Regions from separate parts of the Homo sapiens genome. Here all the other regions are linked to region 3. The links are chromatin loops, found by intact Hi-C in ENCODE. Cell type or tissue: ascending aorta. All regions are shown on one strand.

The links. A loop is a pair of places that touch in the nucleus more often than their neighbours do. Peaks named below come from ENCODE experiments on the same cell type or tissue, not always from the same donor. Only the 100,000 strongest peaks of a DNase experiment are listed, where the experiment ranks them.
Region 1: a loop joins it to region 3, with 2.8 times the contacts of the local background. A loop is called at or near these places in 13 of 110 quality-filtered maps.
Region 2: a loop joins it to region 3, with 9 times the contacts of the local background. A loop is called at or near these places in 109 of 110 quality-filtered maps.

What each region holds. Positions count from the first base shown.
Region 1 is chr12:108,782,402-108,790,401 of GRCh38, forward strand. SSH1 (slingshot protein phosphatase 1) reads right to left here. Exons shown (of 15, transcript NM_018984.4): 15 at 1-6,843. The coding sequence ends at 5,587. Among named protein-coding and RNA genes, the nearest start is that of MIR619, 51 kb to the right of the region's middle. In ascending aorta, no CTCF peak of the experiment used is centred here; a DNase peak (open chromatin) is centred at 3,087; H3K27ac peaks cover 6,216 bases.
Region 2 is chr12:108,800,109-108,808,108 of GRCh38, forward strand. SSH1 (slingshot protein phosphatase 1) reads right to left here. Exons shown (of 15, transcript NM_018984.4): 8 at 7,525-7,719; 9 at 6,193-6,286; 10 at 4,948-5,076; 11 at 2,214-2,260; 12 at 672-818. LOC101929204 (a long non-coding RNA gene) reads left to right here and starts at 2,022. Exons shown (of 4, transcript XR_945329.3): 1 at 2,022-2,426. RefSeq lists enhancers at 1,488-2,441, 5,486-6,685. In ascending aorta, a CTCF peak has its summit at 3,591 (motif pointing left); DNase peaks (open chromatin) are centred at 1,823, 2,390, 3,563 and 4,763; H3K27ac peaks cover 7,413 bases.
Region 3 is chr12:108,661,159-108,669,158 of GRCh38, forward strand. It overlaps CORO1C (coronin 1C), which reads right to left. Exons shown (of 11, transcript NM_014325.4): 4 at 871-1,000. It also overlaps the pseudogene RNU7-169P. Among named protein-coding and RNA genes, the nearest start is that of MIR4496, 29 kb to the left of the region's middle. RefSeq lists an enhancer at 3,545-3,614. In ascending aorta, a CTCF peak has its summit at 3,828 (motif pointing right); DNase peaks (open chromatin) are centred at 3,843 and 5,345; H3K4me3 peaks cover 1,035 bases; H3K27ac peaks cover 7,185 bases.

The sequences.
Region 1 (8,000 bases), 120 kb after region 3:
CCTGGTGGGTAACTTTTTTTTTTTGGTACACAAAGGACCACCCACAGGTGGGCCTGTTCTTGCTTACTGACAAAATTAGAAAGAAAACAGACTAGTTCCAGGAGGAACTATCATTTCTTCCTGTGGTCCTTTCTTTGGTGTAACTTGTCCAGGTTTTCTAGCAAAGAACTGAGCATGTAATAGATGCTCAATAAAGACTGGCCATGTCAATGACGATGATGATGACGATGTATCAGACTGTTTTGGCAAGGGCTGAGGAAGCAGTTTCCTTTTATATAAACTCAGTCATCAGGAATTTATAAAGAAAAAGTTTATTTTCATCACAAGAAGCACACACACTATATACAATACACACCAACAGAAGTAAAAAAAAAGTGCATTCTGCATCTTCTACTGCAAATTCACAGTACAAAAGATACTGCCTTTAAATATATTATTTAAAAAAACAAGAAGAAAAACAATAAAAAAAATCATCGATATCTTAACGCAATTCACGGGAACCCACTGGCAGCTTCTGGAAAACCAAACAACTCATGGTGTGGAGCTCCTGATTGGGGAAGGGACAGGGATTGGTCTGTACCTACATTTTGTTGCAAAAGAGCTCAGGACACTAACAGAGAGGAAAACTAGGGTGGTCTAGGTGGTAATAAAATCTCTATGAAAGAAGAGTATGATTGTGTGACTGGGGAATGGGCAGGTGCTGGACTCTGGTGCAGAGGCTGCCTGGCCTGCGCCACCCCACGGCTGGCTAGCAGACCAAGCTACGTTCTTTCATTGGCTCCTATGGGACACAGCATGGGCCAATGCCTGCCTGGCCTGCAGGAACCGCCAGTGTTGTTTCTAGCAAGGCTCCTTGGAATAGATGTGAACACACAATGTAAAACTGCATAGCAGGATAAACACGTATGGAGTAGGACAAGCTCACAACCCAATGCTGACCACTACTGACAAGACCAAGTATCCAATCATAACAGATGAGACTTTAACAGTTTTGCATAAATACATAGTATTTGTAAACTATTATTAAGGCACTCAATTGTAAAACAATAATTACAGTGTAGGAAAAGAGGGAGGAAGCAGCTATCTTCTCATGCAGCAAGGCCGACAGGAAGGACAGTGGAGGACTGGTGATCTGCTTATCGGGACTCCTGTCTGAGACAGTGACTGAAGCCGGGGCCCCAGCACCTATGGCCAAACAAGAAGACGGCAGTCTCTCCAGAACCACCCAGGGCGGCACTGGTCACAGTTTCATTCCAGATCGTTAAGGTGATTTGCTCTGTGGCTCAGGTGACACAGTGTGTCTGGATGCACATGATCACTTGACTCGGTTTCTATACTCAAATATACAGATGCAGAGTGAACTCAAACACACAGGCATTCCACTGCAGAGCAGATGATAACAAAACAAGTGGCTGGGGACAGGGGTCATTCAACAACCTTCATTTGGTTTGCAATGTCTGCAGGAATCTGGGTAGTGGGACCAAGACAAGTGAGCCTGCTCTGTGCTAGCCAGGTGTCACCAAGTTTCTGATCTACCCAGCTCTCTTGCCAGAGGTGAAGGGGGTCCCCTCGCTGAGTTGCGTGTTTAGAGGAGCCCTGCTAGGTGGCCAGCCAATGAGAAGAGTTTTGGGCAAAATGTATTCTGGCACCAACAATTTCCCACCAATGGAAGGCAACTCCCTCTCCAGATGCCTCAGGTGAGATGACTTAATAGGATCTTGACTAAATTATGTAGCATTTGTTCCCACTAGAGAGAAAAGGTCCCCAGGAGAGTGGTAGGGAAATTCATCAACCTTCTAGAATGGACTGCCCTCAGATAAGAGTGCATTAGTCCAGGGCCGTGCTGAGGGTCTGTTCTGTTCAAGCTCAGCTCCACACTGCTGCAAACTCTGGACTTCTCCAGGGGAAAAGGGCTTTAGATTACTGGAATGCTCTTTAGCTGAAGAGGACAGGGTGGAGCAGAATGGGCTTGGACAGTACAGCTGTCTGTGTGCACCTGGTGAGCAATCTGTATGCTTAAGCAACAGGGTGCCAAGGAGAAGGGCTTGCCACCCAGCAGAGAGCTATTCAACAGCCCAGAGGTTGGCTGGGGTCCCTGCATGGAGAGCAAGGAAGCAGGGAATGTAAAGAGAAATAAACTCTGCTCTTAGGAAATACATGCAACCAGGGACCTTGCTAGAAGGCTCGGAAGTAGCCGTAAGACAAAGAAATGGAAATCGGCATTGTCAATTACCATCCGAGAGCAGCCCCGGTTCTCCTCTTCCCGTGACCACTATCCCCCTTATACTTAGCAAGACTTAAAGAGAAGACTTTCCTGTATCAATGCAAGGTGAAGATGTAGAAAAGTTCAGTCTAACTTTTGGCATGCCACATGAATTAATGTGAGGCAGAAGATAAGATTCAGCTGTTTTTTATAAAGAGTATCAAGCTGATTTAGAAAATGTTCCTTTTGTCCCAATTCAACAAATGCATTCAATGAAAATGATAGTCATAAAAAACCAGTGACTTGCACAGCACAGACCCCTGCCTCCTCTGCCTGCCTCTTTCCTGTGCCACTTATGTTTGGAATTTTCCCCATCAGCTAAGGTTGCATACAAAGCAAGGGCCAAGCTATGGCATATGTTACAGTGCAAACTTCCTTTTCACAGACAGCATGAATTCGTCTTTGCCCAGGTGTCCCGACACCTGACAGAATGCTCATCTTGTTCATACAGCATTTTATTTTTTTGAGACGGAGTTTCACTCCCAGTTTCATTGCACCCAGGCTGGAGTGCAGTGGCGCGATCTCGGCTCATTGCAACCTCCGCCACCCAGGTTCAAGCGATTCTCCTGCCTCAGCCTCCTAAGTAGCTAGGATTACAGGCACGCACTACCACACCCAGCTAAGTTTTTGTATTTTTAGTAGAGACGGGGTTTCACCATGTTGGCCAGGCTGGTCTAGAACTCCTGACCTCAGATGATCCGCCTGCCTCGGCCTCCCAAAGTGCTAGGATTACAGGCGTGAGCCACCGCGCCCGGCCCCATCATACAGCATTTTAAATAGCCATGTGCCATCTGTTTACATGCAACTGATCTGGGTTTCCAAAAATAAACCTTACCCTTTTCTCCAGGCCAGGCTATTAAGCATCAAGTCCAGAATGCTTCACTCTGCTCTGTGGACGGGACCAGCGCTCTCGTCTGGATGTTGATATGCTAGCTGTGCTTCCAAAAATGAATGGGTAAGTTTGCCAGAAGCCAAAGACCAACTTGTACTCTCCAGATTCCACACCCCACCCCCCAACTCTTTAGATAAGAAAAATTATGGCTTTCAAAATTAAAGTTTTCAAAAATATATCATTCTCATACATAGACGTGGTTAAAAAACCAACAAAAGCCTGTCATCACTAAATTTAAAAGATTATTTTGACACAAAAATTGATCTACCACATGAAATTTGATTTGGCAAAACATACCGAACTTGATATTTTTTGAGGCTATGCTTTTGTTGGCTGAGGGAAAGGGGGAACAACCCACAGGGGTTTAGGAATAAGTGGATAATCACCTTTTAAGGTGATTTTAATTGACACTAGTGGGAAAACAGCTCCCTATAAAGTAATGTATGTATTTTTAAAAATCACTCCAAGGAGACAAAGTCCTGGAGGGAGGATTTTTGCAAAAACTGTGCTCACTAGGTAAAATATGAACTAGCCTTGTTCCTGCAGATCCCTCCTGGGGTGCTTTCTAGAATAGCTTTGGGGAACACAGTTCTGGCCAATGTTAAGATGATGGCTCACTCACTCACTTTCAGAATTCAGCTGGTCCTTGAAGGCTTTCTGGTTTCACTGAGTTAATCTGGCGGACCCAGCTGAGGGCAAGATGGAATTGTGGAAGAGCTTCAGCCAACTGTGTTCACCTGCCTTCCCCCATGTACGCAACCTACTCCATCCTGCACAGGTGAGGCTAGTGCGGGGCTGGCAAAGCTTGTGGTCGGGAGGAGGGAAGGGTCTGGCCTTAGGTGTCAGAGAGGCAGAGGGCTTCACATTTACCCAGTTTCTTCCTACAGGGCCATGAGCAGCCCTGTGTGGCAAATCAAACCAGGGGTCAGCAACTTTTTCTACAAAGGGCCTGACAGTAAGTACCTCAGGCTTTGTGGGCCACATGAATTCTGTCACATATTATTTCTTTTTTTTACAACTCCTTAAAAAGGTAAAAGCCATCGCTTGAGCCAGGGAGGTTGATGCTGCAGTGAGTCATGATTGCACTACTGTACTCCAGCCTAGGTGACAGAGCCAGGCCCTGTCTTAAAGAGGAAAAACCATTCCTAGCTCACGGGGCCACATGCCATAGTTTGCTGACCCCTGAATTCAACCTTTCTGCTTTTCTGCAAGCTGCCTCTCTCTCGAAATGTTTTGACATCTAGCTTGCTGACACCTTTGATTCAAGCCTGGCGCAGCGGGACTGGCTGAGCTCACCTGAGTCTTAAAGGGGCCGCCCACAGAGCCAGGCAGCGACTACAGATCCCTCTTATACTCCCTCACTGCTGCTGGGAAGAGCTGGAGGGAAACAGGAAGCAGTAATCTCACTGCAGGAAGGGGCAACTGTAGACATCCGGGAAGCATCCCGACAGTCCCGTTCCTTTCGGGGAAGCCGCTGAAATCTCCTTTCCCTTCCCTAGATGGGCCCTAGTGGACCTAAGCATCTGGGCTCTCAGCAGGACGATGTGTCTCAGAACCACCACCTGAGCCAGACACTTGAGCAATTTCAAACCTAAACACAATCATGTGTTTCAGCAGCAGACACTCAACAATGCAGGTGGGCCCTTCCCCTTGAGATTTAAACTTCAGCATTAGCAACAACTGAGAACAACCCATACATTTTCCCCACCGGACCCCTGTGCTGGTCAAACACGTAACAACACAACCAGGACAGGGCGCCTGCACCACCATTCGGGCACAGAGTCAGCTCAACAACAGCGTGGGACTACTCATCTGATGACTTTACTCAGCAGTGCTTGGGGCTGTCGGGTTAAAAGTCTTGACACGTCTGGGGTCCCAACCAAAACACAAAACGAAAAATTCTTTTTTTGGAAAAACGCTTTCAGACAGAGCATTATTCCCTGGAACAAGCCTTGGTCATTCGTGTGTTTTAAAAATAAAAAGCGCAGCGAGAACAGAGGTAGGACTTAATGTTGCCATCCGAGAGTTTTCTGCGAGGCCAAGAATGAGCTAGAACGTGTGCCGCGGTGAGGCTGCCACCACCAGGACTCTTCTGCAGGATGCGAAGGGAACAGTCTGGATGTGTGCGCCTATGTGTGCACGTTCTTCCTAAAACATGGTTCTTCTTGAAGACACGGTGGGAGCGGAGTTTTGTGTCTCCTGGCCGGCGGCTCCTGGTTCTCCCAGGCCACACGACTGACAGCTCCCCTTCTTGTGCTGCATGTTGGTTAGTTTCTTCTCCTCCTCTCTATGGCAAGAGTAGGGGAAAAGTTAGGATGACTTCACTCGTTTAAGGGAAATCAAGATGTAAGGGGTCGATCCAAATCCACAGTGAAAGTGAGGGAGGGATCATATGAAAATATCCGCCCAGCCTGACGCAGCAAAAGGCGGGTCAGCTTTTGCTCATCCACGAAGGGCTCTTTAAGTTTTCTGGGGCGGGTTTCCCTGATGGTTTGGAGGTTGCAGCTGGGTCCCTCGGGGTTCCCTGGGGCTCATGCAAGAAGGAAGATTCACTCAAAGTGGTGTCCTGGGAGTCAGCGACGGTGGACGGGTCAGCCTCACTGGACAGGTCTTCCGTTGAGAAGGTGAGACTCCCCAGCTTGGCAAGAGAGTGTGAGCGCTTCAGTGGGGAAGAGACGGTGAGGCCCGCCAGCCGGAGCCGGGTCTCAATCTCCTGTGTCCGCTGCTTCACCAGCCCGGGCTTCCCACGGACACTGTGGATGCTATCGCTGCTGGAGCTCCGGGTCAGGTTGGAGCTCATGGAAGAGGAGGTGGGGGTGTAGCAGATGGTCTTCAGAAAGTCTTTTGAGAAACTACTGGTGTGGTCCAGGCGGTAGAAGAAAGGAGGGGGGCTCTTCAGTGAGCCTCCTTCCAATGAAGCGGGGGCGGCCTCTGACTTCTCATCACTCCCGGCCTGGCTGGGCATAACCAGGGGGCCCAGCTCGTGGAGCGCGGCTGGATCCTGGCTCTCCTCGGGGATGCTGGCCTCCAGCCTGCTGGCAGGGCCATCCCTGGAGGGAGGTGCTGGGTCTGCAGGCACGCTCTTCAGCCGCTCTAGCTCTTTGGTGTGCTTGCGGACCAAGCCTGCCTTCTGCAGCTGAATGATGGACTCCTGGTGCTGCATCAGGTAGCTGTTGGTTGTCGGCTTCTCAGATTCATTACTGAACAGAAGCCTCAGGTCCTTGGCTGGCTTCATATCTTTCTTGGGTGACGATTCTTCCTTTATTACCACTTCTGTGCTGGGAGGGTTCTTATCACAGTGAGAATTCTTCAAAAGGAGGGACTTTGGCAGGACTTTTGGGGTCTCTCTGGAAGGTTCCAAAAGGCTGGCTGGTGGCTCTAGGGCAGCTCCAGCCCCAGGGCCACTGGTGTCTGCCCTCCTGGAGCCTGCTGGTGGTAGGAACGGGGGAGGTTCGGTTGGGCCAGAGGCTGGCTTCTCCGGAACACGGGACCTGCTGGCCAAGTGGGCCACAGGGGAGGACGTGATGTGGGGTAGGAAGGCTGGCTGGGTGCAGATGGCGGGAGCATTGGGGTCCTCACATCGCTCCCTGGAGGCCTCAGGAGCCCCGCTGGCTGTAGGGTACATGCAGTCGGCACAGGATTTATAGGAAGGCTTCACTTTGTTAAGGATCCCAAATATAGCATCATCCTGCAAGGAAGGGGACAAGAGCATGGTGAGACGGTGCAGTCATGAGCCAAAGACCAAAAACATGAGGGTGGGCAGGGAAAGGGGTGCGAGGCCGGACTGGGGGCCAGGCCTGGAGGGGAGGCTCTCATTTCACTTAATACTGACAGACAGACCTCCTGGAGCCCACTTGATCGAGAATAACCACTGGCCTGAGGTGGATTTTATACCCCAATAGAAAACAAGTTTACATTGTTTCCTAAGGAAACCCTCCTGCCTTTTGGTCAGTGAGGATCTAAGTGAACGTGACACATGCCTCTGTGTCCCCACCCTTCACTTCCTTACAGGCCAACTGACAGGTACCCAGTGGTCCTGGGAATGGACTAGAAAGCTGTGTGAAGAGTCCCAGGGGAGAGAGGGACAAGTTCTAAGTCTCCGCGGAGGGAAGGCTTCCCAGAGGAACTGACACTTCAGCTGAGGCTTCTGGGACAAGCAGGTGTTGACCAGCCAGAGAGAGCAGCATGCAGGTCCAGAAGCAAAGCAGGAAGGAGGAGGGCACCCCCCTACCCCACCCCGCCTGCACAGGACTGTAGGCTGGAGGGCAGGACAAGGCAGGAGGGCAACAGGGCTCTGTCTCTCTCTCTTTCAAACAGATAAGAGACAAGGTCCTACTATGTTGCCCAGGCTGGTCTCGAACTCCTGGGCTCAAGTGTTCCTCCTGCCTCGGCCTCCCAAAGTGCTAGGATTACAGGTGTGAGCGACTACACCCCGCCAGCTCTGTCTCTCAACACCTCCTTATGTCCTTGCCCCATCCTCTGAGCCACTGTGATCCCAGCATCCCAACTTCCCCTCTTACCCCAGCAGCCTGCCTGTAGACCACAGCCAGAGGGGGCTCATCACCCACCTGCTTAAAGGCCCCGCCATGGCTTCCAGTTTTTTTTTTTTTTTAAATGAAGTTTCGCTCTTGTTGCCCAGGGTGGAGTGCAATTGCGTGATCTTGTCTCACTGCAACCTCTGCCTCCCAGGTTCAAGCAATTCTCCTGCCTCAGCCTCCTGAGTAGCTGGGATTACAGGCATGCACCACCACAGCCAGCTAATTTAATATTTTTAGTAGAGATGTGGTTTCACCATGTTGGTCAGACTGGTCTCAAACTCCTGACCTCAGATGATCTGCCCGCCTC
Region 2 (8,000 bases), 140 kb after region 3:
TGTGGCTTTGACCCAGAGGGAGATAAAGCAGAAGAGGGTGATTGTCTTGACAGCATCTCAAAGGGTTCTTTCTGTTCTTAATAAGGCAGAGCTGTTTCGCAGGGGAATAAAATGAGCACCAGAGACAGGTGAAACCGCTGACGGGCTCAGGGGCAGTGGGGCTGGCCATGACCTCCAACGTGCTGTCCTGTTTCATGCGACAGTAACTCAGGGAGGGAAGAAGGGCCGTATTCTTAGGGAGACAGTCCCAAAGAAGCTCTAAGCCCGTGTCCGTGCATGTCATCCCCTAGCCCTCTTTGGCTCAGTGACTTCCTAGGGGTGGGGCCCCTGAGTGTCCACTTGGTATCTGGGGCTTGCCTGGAATCAGAGCTGATGATGACAACTGGGGTCAAGTGTCACAATCAAAGATAGGTGGGAGAGACTAAGCTCAATAGGGACTCTACCTGGAGAGGACCAACCACTTTTCTCCTTTGGTGCTTGGAGTCCTGCGACTAAAAGCAAAGGTCCATCCCACATCAAGTCCACTCCCACCAGCCAACTCCTGCGTCTGGAGTCCCGTTAGGATCCCCCCTCCCACCAGCCGACTTCTGCATCTGCAGTCTCGTTCATTCCCACTCTCCCAGCCTCAGCAGGTTGGTTTCATCCTCAGCCCCGCCTCTCTGTCCACTTACTTCGCTTTGTTTATAAAATGATACGCTTCATTCCAGTGGGCGAGGAGGTCTGTGGTCTCTTCATCGTAGACTCGGATGTTATGATATGCAAATAAGCCAGGAAAAAAATTATCGATTTCTCTGGTAACATTTAAAATGTAATCAACCCTGCAATGAGAAAAAAATAAGAAACAAATTTGGACAATCTGAATGAGAAAGAAAAGCAAGGTAATAAAAACTGGCAGAGAAAAGAAAAGGAAACACACATTAACCAAGGGTCATATGTTCGTGGCGGGACTTTGGTTTTTCCTTAATAGCTATGTTTTTTGGTATTTTCTAAATGCCCTCTCAATGGTGAAAATGTGTTATATTTATACTAAGAAACCAAATTATTGTAAAGACCTTATAAAAAGAAAGCTCAGTTTAAAGCATTCTGGAAAATTAAATATACGTATTACTTAAATTTATAACTATTCATGACTATTATGAATATACAGAGGCTTAAAAAAATCCCAGTGTCTTCACTCTTAAAGAGCTAAAAAGCAGACTATATCCATCCATTATCTATATCCTTGGGAACTGCCTTAAATCTTTTTTTGGAAAAAGGCAAGATAGACAAATAAGTATTTGACAGGGTCTGCTAACCCAGGTTCTGTAGTTCTCTCAACTTAATCAATACTTTTACTTCTGGAAGAAAATAATGTCAGGAGTTAGAAAACATCTCAAATAGGTTTCATAATATTTAGACATGCTTAAAAAAATACCTAAGAAAATCATTAATTTATTCCCAGCAAGACGAAAGCACAGAAGAGTATGGCCTTACGTTTTAAGAATACTTTCTGTTGAAAGAATGCATCTTAACCGGTAGTTCTAAAGATGTATTTTAAGATTTGTTTAGTCTTGATTTTTAAACGTGGTAATTCTAGAATGTCATCATGTCAGGCCCACAGAACGGTGATTTTGTGGCTGTGTTGTTTTAAAAAAAAAAAAAAAAAAAGTCCAGACATCTGTTCTTGAAGGTCTAGATTGAAACATTTTTCATCCCTGCTGAGTGTTTGTCAGACTACGACAGGCATATGCTTCTGGCCAACACTGAGCGTAAAGTTGCAAGATTCCCACCAGGCCCCAAAGCATTAGCTCAGATAGAGCCCAAAGTGGCCCAGGGATCAGGGTTGCTGACTAACGCAACAGCCAGCAGACCTCTGCGTCCACACTAGGGTTTGCAGCAACTGTGCGGGGCAGGGAAGCGGGGTGGGGGTGAGGCAGCACAGAGCCTAATCAATATCCAGGCGGTCCTACAGCAATTAGAGTGTAATTTTAAGTTTTCCTCAATCCACACGATCACGCGAGACTTCGGCACAATCTAAACTCCATGAATTATTCAGGGCGTGGTGTTTGGAAGCACATCTGTTTAGCTATGCACATCAACCCCTGGCAGCCACTTCAGAGACCAGGGTGCAGGCAATTACAGGCAGGCAGCCCCAAGGTCTCCCCCTCCATGGCAGAGTGGAGGGTTTCTAAGCTGCCTGGAAGGACAGGGAAAGACAAGGGGAGGAGACTCACCCTGAGCCCTGCAGTTCCTCCAGATTGGATGCATTCCATTCAGAGCCCTGGGAGACAGATCACACAAGCTCCTGTGAGTGTCACATGTCAGCCTCAGAGCTGCTCAGGGGATGCATGGTTTGCCCTAGCTCTGGCGGTGAGGTCTTATTTCATGGCCCCATTGGCCTCAGAGAACAGAGAGAACCAGCGGCTGATATTCAAGGAGATTCCTGAGTGAGTACTCAGAGCATGAGAGGAAGGGAGGGAGGGACGGAGGGAGGGAAGGGTCCCGGCCCTCACTGGCCCCTTGGCCTTAGGGAAACAGCAAGTCCAGGAAAACCTGCTCTCCGTCTCCCCACTTCCTTTCCTAAGAGTCCAGTGGGGGGGGGTCCTGTAAGCAGAGGCAATGACCTGCGACCTCCCACCCAGGGAAGGGCACGTTCACAAGCCACTAATTAAAGCAGGAATCGTTCTACCTTCTGGGAAGTATTTTGGCAATACTGAAAAAGTTCCCACCCTCTGACCCAGTAATTCCACTTACAAAAAGCTATCCTGAGGAAATAATCAGAACTCACACAGTGATTTAGGTAGGAGGATATTTATAATTATTTGTAATAAACCAGTGGAAACCACCCAAACGTCCAAAGGGAAAAAATGAGTAAAATAAATGAGGCTGGATCTTCATGATGGAGTCTTTAAAACAAATAAATTTTGCAGAATATTTAATGACACAGGCAAATACCATGTAAGGAAAAAAAATTTTAAGAGAGGAGGATACAGGACTATATAAACATAAACAGTATGATCCTTTCTTTCTTTGTGCGTTTTCAAAGAAGCTATATATGCATTTTAAAAACCCAAAAAAACAGAAGATGGGAAAATAAATATGCCAAAATGTTAACAGGGACTACCTCTGGATTTGCGAGATCGGGAATGCTTTTTTCTTCTTTAGATTTATTTCTATTTTCAGACTTTCTGCAACATGTTTTAATTTAGTACTTTTAAAAAATGGTATCATTGAAAAACCTTCCACTCCCAAGCATTCAAAGGACATGGAACGGGGGAAAAAAAAAAAGAAAAGAAAAAATGATCACTTTCCTCTTAGGAAATGCAAACAACATAGTATCATAAAGAGCAAAAGAATCCACCTTTGTCTTCCTTGAAACTTCCTTTCCCAAGTTCCCAAGAGGGCAGACCCCTCAGGACCAGGGGTGGCAGGGCCCTGAGCAAGCTGGCAATGTGCGACACTAGCTGAATTTTCATATTTGAGGGAGAGGCCCAAACATAAAAATTCCTTTAGTATCTCTCATGGAAAAAGTGACATAAAGCACTGAACCACACTAAAAACATAACGCGAGTGCCGCTGAAGCTGAGACTGTCCTCTTGCTGTGACTGCCACCTAGTGGAGAAAGAAGGAAGGTGCCTTCTGTTCCCTTCTCACCAGGGAAATCAACAGACTTCCAGGGAGATCAGTGCCCAGGACTGCCCACACTTTCAAATCCACACATGTACATACATTTTAATCAATCACTATGAAATCTATATAGATTTGTATACAGAAATGTATTAAAAAATATACATATCTACTTATCTACATAGATATCATGACATATACATAACTCTTAATTACTTCCTACAGAAAACAAAGTCTTTCTTGTCTCTAGTAGTAAATTTACTTCCTTAGCTTTCCCAGGAAGCACTTTCTCCTCTAACAATGGTTACCATTAGTTAGCACCTGCAAAAACTGTACTCGGTGCTTTAAATATGTATTTTTAATTTTATTTTATTAAAAAAAATATTTTTTAGAGACAAGGTCTCACTATGTTGCCCAGGCTGGCTTCCAACTCCTAGGCTAAAGCTATCCTCCCCCTCAGCCTCCTGAGTAGCTGGGACTACAGGCATAAGCCACTGTGCCCAGTTTGTATTTCATTTAATCCTCATAGTCATCCCTTGGGGTATAGGATGAAGAAAAAAAGAGGAAAAGTGACTTCTTCCAAGTCACATAGCCGCTGAGGCTGAGGAGTGGGAATCCCGGCCCTGGTGGGCCCTGATTTTCATTACACCACTAGGCCTCTCTAATTTTAGTAACGTGCCTTCCTCTATAGCCTCTCTGACTTTGACAACTTGCCAGTTGCCTTCTATGGATATTCACAGCATTAAAACAATCTGAGCTAGCCGTGGAGGTGCACAGAAATCAGTACAACCCACCCAGAGCTACAGGACCCGGGTGAGGGCTTCCAGCGGCCCTGGAGCCGTGCATGGAAAAGCTGTCTGGACAAGCTCAGCGGGAGCTCCGTGTCAGCTGTGTGATCTCTCCTCCCTGTTGTTTCTCATGTCTCAGGATGCCTAGGCATAATTCTGGGGTTTGGTGAGGACACTTCCTTTAGTAACTGGGGTTTTTTAGCCCACAAACCACTTGGAAGTAACTGGATGGGGCCTATGTGTTAGTGGCTGAAGAAGACAAAGGGTTTGCAAGAGTCTGAAACACATGCCAGTTGACTACGCCAAATAGCTCCCAAACAACTCCCCGCAGCTCAGCTGGAAGCCACGTCTCAAACAGCTGGCTCAAGAGCAGATCAGCAGGCTGCAGGCCAGAGAAGGGGCCAAAGAGGGGAGCTCCTGCCAGCCAGGATGGAGGCTCTGGCAACTCAAGTTTTTTGCCTGCTTTTTCTCCCGGACTTGCTACAAACTCTTAAACAACCAGGGTCTGATTTATGTCCCCCAAACCAGATACTGCCAGGGCCATGCCTCTTACGAGATAAAGATGATCGAAGATAAGGGAGGGCTTGTCCATCTGTCCCAAGATAAGTAGCATCTCATTGTCTATAAATTCCTTGAGTTCCTTCAAGTTACAATTCATCTGTTTCTCTAATTCATTACGAATCTGTGGAGTAGAAAATATTAGGAAAAGTGATTTGTTAAAGAAAACAATCGTCCACCTCAAAAGAATTAAAGTTACAATGGAAACTGTGCCTATTTCCAAAAAAGGTGGGTGTTTTTTCTCTTTCAGAGTAATACATTTAGATACACGCAACATACATGCGTGGGTGGCAGGAATGCAGGTTATTCAGCTTAGAAGTAAACCCAACTGGGTAAAGTTTATTATTTCAAATAAGGAATTTGATTTCCATGAGATCTCTTCTACCAAGTTTAAACTTACTTTTACTTTTATAATTAAATGTCAAATACATCAAATAATCTAAAATCAGTTCTATCTTTCTTGGAAAGATATCACAATATGATTTTTAAAAAATGTATTCATTAATTAAAAGACAGGGCTGGATGGAGTGGCTCATGCCTGTAATCCCGGCACTCTGGGAGGCCTTGGTGGGAGGATTGCTTGAGGCCAGGAGTTCAAGACCAGCCTGGTCAACACAGGAAGACCAAGTCTCTTAAAAAAAAAAAAAAGATTATAAATGAACTTTTAAAATGTCAATTTTAACTTCTTAGATCCATCCAGTTGAATCTCTCATTGTAATTCATTGCATGCTTTGAATAAAAAGCAATGGAAAAAAAAGTGATCCAGGAAAAAACATGAAAAGGTAAAAAGGTAGAGAGAAATTATTCTAGAATTTGATACTTGCAGGTCAAGCTGTCATCCTGTGGAGAAATAAGTCTGCTGTCTCTTCCATAAAACCCAAGGTAATAGGGAGCAGAAGAGAGAACAAGGGGGTGTTATTAAAACAGATCAATGCTTCTCGGTGCAGTCTGTGGATCTCATGGACTTCTCCCCAAAGGCCATATAGGTGAGGCTCACAAAGGTCAAGAAATTCACTCAATGTCTCATAGCCGATAAGCGGCAGATCTGGACTCAAACTGGAGTCTGACTCCGAGGCCTGATACAATTGTAGAACGAGGCAGAAAAAAGCCTCCGGGGGCTGATACCAGAGGACAGGTAAAGACAACCAGATGTTGGGCCTGCTTTTGCTGCACTTTCGGGAGCAGGACACATGGAGGCTGCATGACCTCTGACCTGCAATGAAGGGAGGAGTTGTCTTACCTCTTTGGAAGTCACATTTTCTAGATCCTGGCTCATCATGATGCTTCGGAGCTTGGCTTTGATGAGGCGCTCGGTCCTTTCCCCTTCAGTGGGCCTGGAAAGAAATGACGTTTAGGAGAGCAAGGAGCTGTAGAAAGCTTGTGGTCGGAGGTTACAGGAATGCCAGATGCTCCTGGGTCTAAACAGAACACGGCTTGGCAAGGAGAGCACGCTTCTTGGTGTGCATGTTCTCAGGCAGCAGGGAGAGGTGCACAGAAAACCCGCTGCAGCTCTAGAACTCCCACGGGAGTCAACAGAGCAGGGAGCAGGTCAAGCGGGGAGAGGACAGTGTGGAAACTCCTTGCTCAGACGCTCTTAGGGCAGGATGCTGGGATGCCCAGCGCAACATCCCCAGGCCCCTGGGCCCTTGAGTCTCTGCTCGAACACGTGTGGGCATGAGGACCTCACTGTCTGAGGCAGCCCGGCCCAGCTGCAGCAGATCCCATTATCCCCTTTTTCCTCAGAATCAAAATCTGGGTATTTCCCTGCTCTGGTTTTAACTCTAGGGGACACACAGACCAGGATAATCCTTCTTCCCCATGAGGAATCTTCAAATATTCAAAGGCAACTACCCTTCCTCCGTGATTTCAAGGCCCTCTCCTAATGTGGCTTCCCATCCCTCAGGTCTCTGCCCTCTGAACACACTGTGGTTTATCCATAGTCTTCCCAAAATGCAGTGTCCTGGAGGAACACCACACTGTGGGAGCAGGGTCCTGACCCCGAGGGGAGGGGCGACCAGCATTCTCCCTAACTAGACTTCAGCGAGTGTGGCCTCTCCATGTCAGCGCTGTCGTAGGTCACACGACACAGGTCATGTGGTTCACCATGGCTGCTGCTAAGGCAGGCTGCCCTCACCAGTTGTGTTTTTGGATCCAAGGAAGCAGAGGACACATTCCTAACTCTCCTCAGAGCAGAGCGGGAGGCTCTGAGAATTAAGTCTCTGGTAATCTGAAGAGAAAAGGCCAGACCACAGAGCTCTGGAAGGAGTTGGGGACACAAAGGGCCACACATTCCTTTGAGAGTCTGATGGGAGTTACGGACCCCGTCCCCAGAAATGCATTCACCAAATTCATCAGTAATTTTTTTTTTTTTTTTCTTTTTTTTGCATGGGACAGGGGCCTGTGTCACAGACCCCTGCTTTAAACGCTGGTTCTGAGAAAGCTAGGGTTCTCACTCAAGGGACTCCAGGGGAGGTGTGGCCCAATGCAGGTTCAGGGTCGGGCACAGGGCAGGTGGGGGAGAGGCAGGTGCCTGTGGGCTTGGGTGCGCTCACACCAGAGGCACCTCACTTACTTGTCCACAAATAGCGCGGGGGAGTCGGGCCGCGTAGACTCCAGGTCCTGCATGGCGTTCCACTCGTTGATGCAGCTCTGCTCGGAGCTGATGCAGCTCTCATAGTAGGTAGCCCAGATGAGAGCTACACCCCCGGGGAAGTAGTTGTGCCTCCGGGCCACTTCGCAGGCCTTGTGAAGCACCTGCAGGGCAGACCTGGGGCGAGGAGAAGACAGGGTCAGGCCTGGGAAGGCACAAGAGATGCAGGGTTTTCTCCTCTGACAAAGGGGTTCAAATACGGGAAGGGAAGGGCAATGATTGATTGGTTGATTATTTCTTTTTGGGACAGAGTCTCGCTCTGTCACTCCCAGGCTAGAGTGCAGTGGCACGTTCTCGGCCCAATGCAATCTCCGCCTCCTGGGTTCAAGCAATTCTCCTGCATCAGCCTCCCGAGCAGCTGGGACCACAGGCGCCCACCACCACGCCCAGCTAATTTT
Region 3 (8,000 bases):
TATTTCCATCACCCCACAAAGTTCCCTCATGCTCTCTGTATTGCTTTCATAAAAGAAAATGAAATCTCCAATTTTAGATAAAGGAAAAGATTTCTGTACAACACCAGTGTCCAGAAATAGGGGACTTATCAAGTAAAATGAGGTATATCCAGAAAATGGATTAGTATGAAGTCATTAAAAATAGGAAGAGAGCTTAATGGCACGTGAAAAGGGTCACAGCCTACCACCAAGTGCAGAAAGCAGCCCATGTGTAAAGTGTATGAACCCATCTCTGTATGTAAAATAATTTATGTATGTGCACAGAAATATCTTTCGGAAAGAAACATCAAAAAAGTAATAATGATCTTCTCTCTGAGTGGTGGGATTAAAAGTGATTTTTTTTTCCTTTTGTTTATATATGTTCTCTACAGTATACATGTACTAATTGTATAGCAGGGGAAAATCAAAGTTTTCTTTAAAAGGAAGGAGTGTATTTGCCTAATAGGGGTCTCCCAAAGCTGGCAGCAACACCACAGAGGGAACACAGGGCTTCTGGCTCCCAACAAAGTACACCTTCTACCATATCAGAAATAACCAAAACTATGGTTCATGGAGGGCCCTGGCAGGAACCATGAAACCTGCTGAAATTATAGCAGGAAATTCATAGCTTTCCTCAGGTTGTCGAAATGGCCTTGAAACACACACACGTGCACACACACACAAGTATGTATGTGGGCTGGGGGAGCAGTGCACCCCAATACTCTTCACCATGGTTTCCTAATAATCTGCTTTAAAACCATATAGCACACAACCAAAACACATTTGCTTCCCCCCACTCAGAGAGCCACAAGAGTGGAAGACAAGGGGAGGACCGCTGAGCTCAGCTCCCACCTGCACTAAGAAGCACATTGCGGGCCGTTGGATGCCAAGCCACGATGCCGACTCTCTTTGAGTGGCCTTCCAAAATCACCACAGGTTCAGTCAGGGAAAGGGTGAGTCCATTTTCTGGGATCTGCCATACCTGTTGGACAAGGAAGAAAGATGATCCACATGAAAGCTATTGCCTTTCATTATCACATTTACAGTGACCATCCACTATAAAGATTTGCTCTATGTAAACAGAACATAGAGTGATATCTGGATGAAAGGCAGAATGTTGTGAAATGACCGTGTTAGGCGGTTTTTTTTTTGTTTGTTTTTTTGTTTTTTGTTTTTCGTTTTTGAGACGGAGTCTCACACTGTTACCCAAACTGGAGTGCAGTGGCGCGATCTCGGCTCACTGCAACCTCCATCTCCCAGGTTGAAGCAATTCTCCTGCCTCAGACTCCCAAGTATCGGCTGTTTTTAAAATGTAATATGTTATCGGAGATCAGGATACCAACAAGGACTACAAAACATTTCCTCTCAGCTTTTATTTAATATTATTTGGGATTTTATTCTAAATTCCTTGTTAAGTTCAAAACTCTCCAGTTAGAAGCATGCAAAAAATTGAAAGAAAACTACAAAATGATTGAAACACTCAAGAAAAGGAATGGGAATGAAGACACTTAGCTAAGTCTGTGGTTCTTGATGGGATGACATAGTTTTTAAAACATATTTTCTATAATTTTACACTTGGAAAACAAAAATACACTTAATATTTTTATAACATGTATTATAGAAAATATTACAAAAGAAAAAAATGAATTAGACCTCATCAAAATTAAAAGCTTTTGTGCTTCAAAGGACACTATGAAGAAAGTGAAAAAACAACCTGCAGAATGGGAGAAAATAACTTACAAATCATACATTTGATAAGAGACCCATAGCCTGAATATAGAAAGAACTCTTAGAATTCAACCAAAGGACAAATAACCCAATTGAAAAATAGGCCAGTCATCTAAATAGACATTTCAAGGAAGACATATAAATGGCGAAAAAGCACATGAAAAGATGTTTGGCATTATTAGTAATTACAGAAATGCAAATCAAAACCACAAGCTCTCTCTTCATGCCCATTAGGATGGCTAGAATCAAAAAGACAGATAACAAGTGTTCACAAGCATGTGAAAAAATCAGAGCCTGCACACATGGCTGGTGAAAATGTAAAATGGTATAGCCACCATTTGGTGGCAGACCTTGGAAAACAGCCTGGCAGTTCCTTAAATGATTAAACAGAGTTATCATATGATCCGGTAATTCCACTCCTAGGGATATACCCAAGAGGATGGAAACTATGTGTCTATGCAAAAACTTGTACAAGAATGTTCATAGAAGCATTATTTGTAATAGCCCAAAGGTGGAAACAACCCAAATATCCATCTATCGATAAATGGCTGAACAAAATGCGACATATTCATACACTGGAATATTATTTGGCCATAAAAAAGAATGAAGTACTGATACATGCTACAACATGAGCAAACTCTAAAAACATTATGCAAAGTGAAAGAAGCCAGACATAGAAGACCGCATATTGCAGGATTCCATGTATGTGAAATGTCCAGAATAGGCAAATCCGTAAAGACAGAAAGTAGAATAGTGGTTGCTTAGTGTTGGGGAGAGTGGAGGGAGGCAGGTGGAGGGGTGATAGCTAAAGGATTTGGGTTTCTATATGAGGTGATGAAAATTTTCTATAATTGTCTGTGGTGATGGTTGTGAATATTCTAAAACTCAGTGAATTGTACATTTTAAATGAGTGAATTCTATGTGAATTATATCTCAATAAAACTTGTTATTTAAGAAAATCCTCTTGACTAGTGAAGACATGCAGAAGACTCACCACATCTTAATTGGGGACATGCCTGGGCACAGGGGGAGAAAGGGACAGGGAAAGTATGAGTGGAAGGAATGAAAGACTTTATGTTTAACAATGAACAACAAAGGTTTCAAAAGGTTAAGAAACAAACAACCTCTAAGAAAAGGGCTGAGTTACAGGTAAGCTGAGTAGCATCAAGAACCCTACCGAAGACCAGATATTAAATAATATTTAAGTTTATGAAAAAGCTAAAGTTTAAAATCATTATCTTCTACATGAAGATTAAAACAAGTAAATTTACCATCAGAAAATGATTTTGAGGAACTAGCTCATGAAAAATTTAAGAACTTGTCAATGAAAAATCATGTTCAACACTAGAACACGTGAGAAAAAGAATTTTCCTTTGTGGGAACTTTAAAGAAGGAGACAAACAATTGTCTGTTTTCAATTGCTTAGTGGAAGGCAGAGATCTAGACTGGATGAGTGTTTAGGGTTCAGCTCAGTTCTACTGTCCTGCAAAAAATGAGAACAAAAAGTTTGCCATTCTGAAGAGTGGGAAAAAGTCATGAGTTGAGTGATTTGTTCATTTTTACAGCTAAATTCTGCCCAGGCTAAATATAACCCCTTATGCAAATCATAACAAAAATAAACCTGCATTTTGAGGGCCCAAGCTTAGAACATCACCTAATTTCCCCAGAGCCAAATTTTAAGCAAGGCAGGTGTGAACAAGCATAGAAGGAAAAGGAAGACCTACCCTGCCCTCTCCCTCCCTCTGCGGAAGAGACCTTGACCCAGGCCTCTTTCCCCTGCGGAGAACATGGGCATCTGCTCTCCTCCATTACTGCATGTTAGCTTTCATCCTGACATGCACTATTTTTATTCAAGAATTTATGATTAGTGAAACAACTCCACATTGAACTTGACTATCTGAATATAAAGCAGGACTGACATTTTGAACAGAACAAACAGAAAACAGTGACTACTAATTTGATCAAAGCATGAAGTCGACAGAAAAACAATTATGAAATGGGACTTCAGTGACTCAACAGGAAAAGCATTTTGCAAGATGCACTGTGACCCCACTTAGAACTGACAGAGTGGTAATACCACCTTCAATCTCCAGATGGCACCCCAACCATGGCCTGCTGGGTTTCCTTGCAAGGACTGAAAACGCCTCTGTGTCTCACTCTGAGCACAGCTAGTGCATTTTCCAAATCACTAATGAGACGTGGAGTGATGGGAGACTTTGTTTATAATCAGCATTTCCAACCTTAAAATATGAGGGCAGAAGCAGAGCTCATAATGGGGACTTAACCTTTTCCTTTCTCTAGCTTCTCCCCATCATCTTTTCCTGGATTAAAAGAAAATTTTAATGATGAAGCAACATTTATTAATTTTTAAAATAAGGAAACTCTGTGTGTTCCTTCTTTACCTCACCTCCAGCTGGTTTAACGGTTCCCTCAGCTGGGTTTATTCACATAAGACAAGCACCTAAGCCATTTTACTACCTTGGTTAACTCTTTCTTGTAACACATTTATTGAGTTACAATAAATTGTATTGTAACCCATCTAGTACTGGGTAACTAAATACAGGCCCTGCTCTTGAGAAGTTGATGGTCTAACAGAAAGCAGAGACTTCTATCAGACTGAAAATCAAAGACAACAAATCCAAGTGGTGTGATACAGACAGTTAGAGAGTGAGCACCAGAGTCAGGCAGAGTCTGGTTCAAATCCTGCCTGGGCCACTACCTGTGATGATCCTGGCAAACATCACTGCATAGAGAAAACATTAGTACCTATGCCTGCGAGGTGTGCTAAGAGAATTAAGGAATTAATTAACCCTCAGCACAGAGCCAGACACACACATAGTGCCTCCAGAATGCAGAGACAGTACACAGCAGGGCTGAGATTATGGGCTCTGGCCAGACTGATGTGACTGAATTCCTGATTCAGTCACATAGTGGTGTGACCTTGAGGACATTCACCTAACCTTTCCAGGACTTAATATTGAACCTGCCTTCTGTGAGGCGGTTTGAAGACTAACATGGTAACATGAAACTGACACATTTAGAAGAATGCCTGGCATAAGGCAGACACTGAGTGTTAGTTGGTATTATTGCACAGTGCAACCAATGCTATGCTGGCATAAGCCGACCGCACTACTACGAAATTAGCTTCCTGCTAACCAAGCTTGGTCCACCCAGGAGGGCTCCCTGAGGAGGTGACCTCTAAGGATGAACAAGACTTAGGTGAAAGTAGAGCAGAATATGAGGAGAAATTGAATATCCAGTCTCAAAATAAAACACGCAGATGTGTAGAGCAATTTTCTAAAAAGTGCATGCAGCATTTAAACAATGCCATAAAGAAGCTGGCTCAGGAGCTGCTAGGGAAAAAGCACCAGAGTGAAAAAGCTAATACTATAAGCACAAGGACTGCAATGCGAGAAGAAAGTGAGTGAAAAAGTCTCTGAAATGAAATAAGAAGACAACAGAATTCTTGTGTCCACTGGTAAAGAGGGGGTGGTGTTCTCTACGGTGGACTGTGGAAAGAGCTTGGGGGTTGGGGGCGGTCTGTAGGTCTTTCCACACTCAGCATACACATGCTCTGGCTGGCACCCAAAGGCCATGCTCACAGGCCTGTCATTATGTGGCTCTCTGCCCTCTTCAGGGTTGTCTGCTACTCTGGGTGATGGCCTGCTCGGTTTGGACTGATGTTCCTGCAGCTCAGGGACAACAACAAACAGAAGCACCACTTGGTACATGTTTGGTCCTCTTGTGTGTAATATGGGATGCTGGCCTGGGTGTCAGAAGACACAGGCTCCTGTCAGAGCTGGGACACTAATTGGTCATGTTAGCATTAAGAAGGGATTTCACTTCTGGGAGCCTGAATTTCCTTAATACTGGGGACAGCTGTGCTTACTCAGGGGTTATTAGAAGGGTTAAATGAGCTCAAACATTTTGCATGCCCCAAAGCACCACCCTAATAGGAAATACTGCAACTAGGGAGAAGAGCATGGGGCTTTCTTTGGAGCTAGACAGATCTGGGTCTGGCTGAGCCTTTTATCAGCTGTGTGACCCTTAACAAAACTGCCACTCTCTGAGCCTGTTTCCTAAGTTGTAAAATAGGCCACACTCATGGCTTACTGTGCGGATACAATAACTAAATATTATCATGCACATAAAGGCTTAGAATAGCGCGTGGCAAAAAAAAAAAAGAGCCTACCATATTTTCATGATGACTTTTTTTGCTGTTAATATGACCACTATGACGCCATATATATTTCTAGGTCTGAACATCAGAATTTCTTAGAATGAGTCTTGTCTTCAAATTAATTCAGCACTGTACCCAATTAATTAATACTAACTAATTTACACCCAAGATATCATTATGTGTGAAAGCTCTGGTTTATACCTAGGCCAATTACCACAGTAAGGACAGATCTGATCTCTGTGCAGGCTTGTTAGCTTTTCTTTGTTCTATGGCTACAGACTGGTACTGTAATACCAACCAGCTTTCTCAAAACTGTATGCAGTGAGTGCAGAGGAAAACAGACACAAAACACCCAGAGTAGGCATCTCAGTGCAGCAGAGAGTACAAGTTATCCCTACTTCCTCTTTTTTATTTTATTTTCTTAATTTAAATAATGCTGTGTGTTCCTAACATTTTCTGTTTGGACAACACATTACTATGGCAATGTTTTGTTTTGAAAGGACAAAAATGAAATCAGAGGAGCTGTGGTGGCTCAGGCCTGTTGTCCTGGTGCATAAGGAAGTGAGGCTCGGCGTTCAAGGCCAGCCTGTGCAACATAGAAACCTCTCATCTATATAACCAAAAAAATGACATTCAGTTCCAAGGGCTCCTACATGAAAAAGTGAATCCATCAGTAAAATCCCATTGTGGTTCTGGAAAAAAACAACTTTAAGCACATGTTCAGAACTACTGTACCATGGGCATCCTTTTCACATGTGAAAGCCTGGATATGGAAAAAGGACAACTCAAGAGAACAATCCCAACAAGAAAAAAGGAAAACTAAGACACTTGGGTTTCTCTCACGTGCTAATTTTAAAGTACAATTAGTTAAATAGTTTTATTTTTCAAATACTGCTTTCCAGACACTGCTTCCCTATTTTAGTCACCCATCATCAACTTGCTACTGGGCTAGGACTAGAGTTACAGCCATAAAAAGGGTTACACCCCCAAAAGACCCTATTTTTCCATTCCTAAGGAAACCAATTCCAAATGGGAAATGAAGAAAATACATGAGACAGGAGAAAGCTTAAAGATGTGGTAGCAGCTGCAGACCAGTACAGCGTCCTACAGACGCCCACAAAGGCCTGCATGTAGGGCATCAGGGCATTCCCAAATGAACCATGACGTGCAGAGTGGCACCGAGTTCGGGAAAACCAAGAACCGAGTGTTGGGTTCCGATCTGCCAGGGTTATAATATCCTCTGGCAAATGGCCCAGATGCAATCTGTACAAAATGGAATTAAGACGAAGCCCTCCCTGCTGAATGCCTGAGAGGAACCAAAACATCACTTCCATTTTTATTTCAGGGCAAAAACTATATTAGAAAGCATTAAAGCTCTTTTAAAAATTGTCTAGCAGGTTTTCCAGTCTTTGTCAAATGCCTTCCCACCCGCCAAAAAAAACTATATTAGGAAAATTTATAATGGAAGCAAAAATGGATTAGATAGGGTATTTTTGTTGATTTCTACAGAAGAATAAACTGATTTGAGAGAAGGGAGAAGCGTCCTTTAAACTTAAAAATTTGGACTATTCTATAGCTGGAGACAATTAAGACTATCATTTTGCAATATCTTTCCAACTCCCAGACTCTGGAAGGAACAATTATGCAATCCCATTGTCCAAATTAGCCATTTTTTGCATTTGTGTTTGATTACTACCCTGCAGATAAGGAACAATGTTGAATCAACATCATTCACTAAACTTAAGTTGACTGCTCTTTGTATTATTTAAAGCACTATTATTTTCTTGGAGCTAATATTTCCCCCAAGTAAAATACTTAGGTAGCCACAATCTTAAAACTCTCTTTGAGAAGATACTGCTGAAGAAAAGAACTCACAGAGCCAAAACTCTGCAAAGCTAGGAGTGAAGTGTAGTTTCTGGGAGTACAATTTACACAACTGCTGTGTGATAGTATAAAATGCTGTTTCACAAAGTAGTACATGAAAGGTAAACTGTGTCAATATAATTTAATTTTAGGCTGTGTAAAGAAGCCACGTCTAAAAAATGGGGGAATGTATCTTAAGATTGGTGTTCCC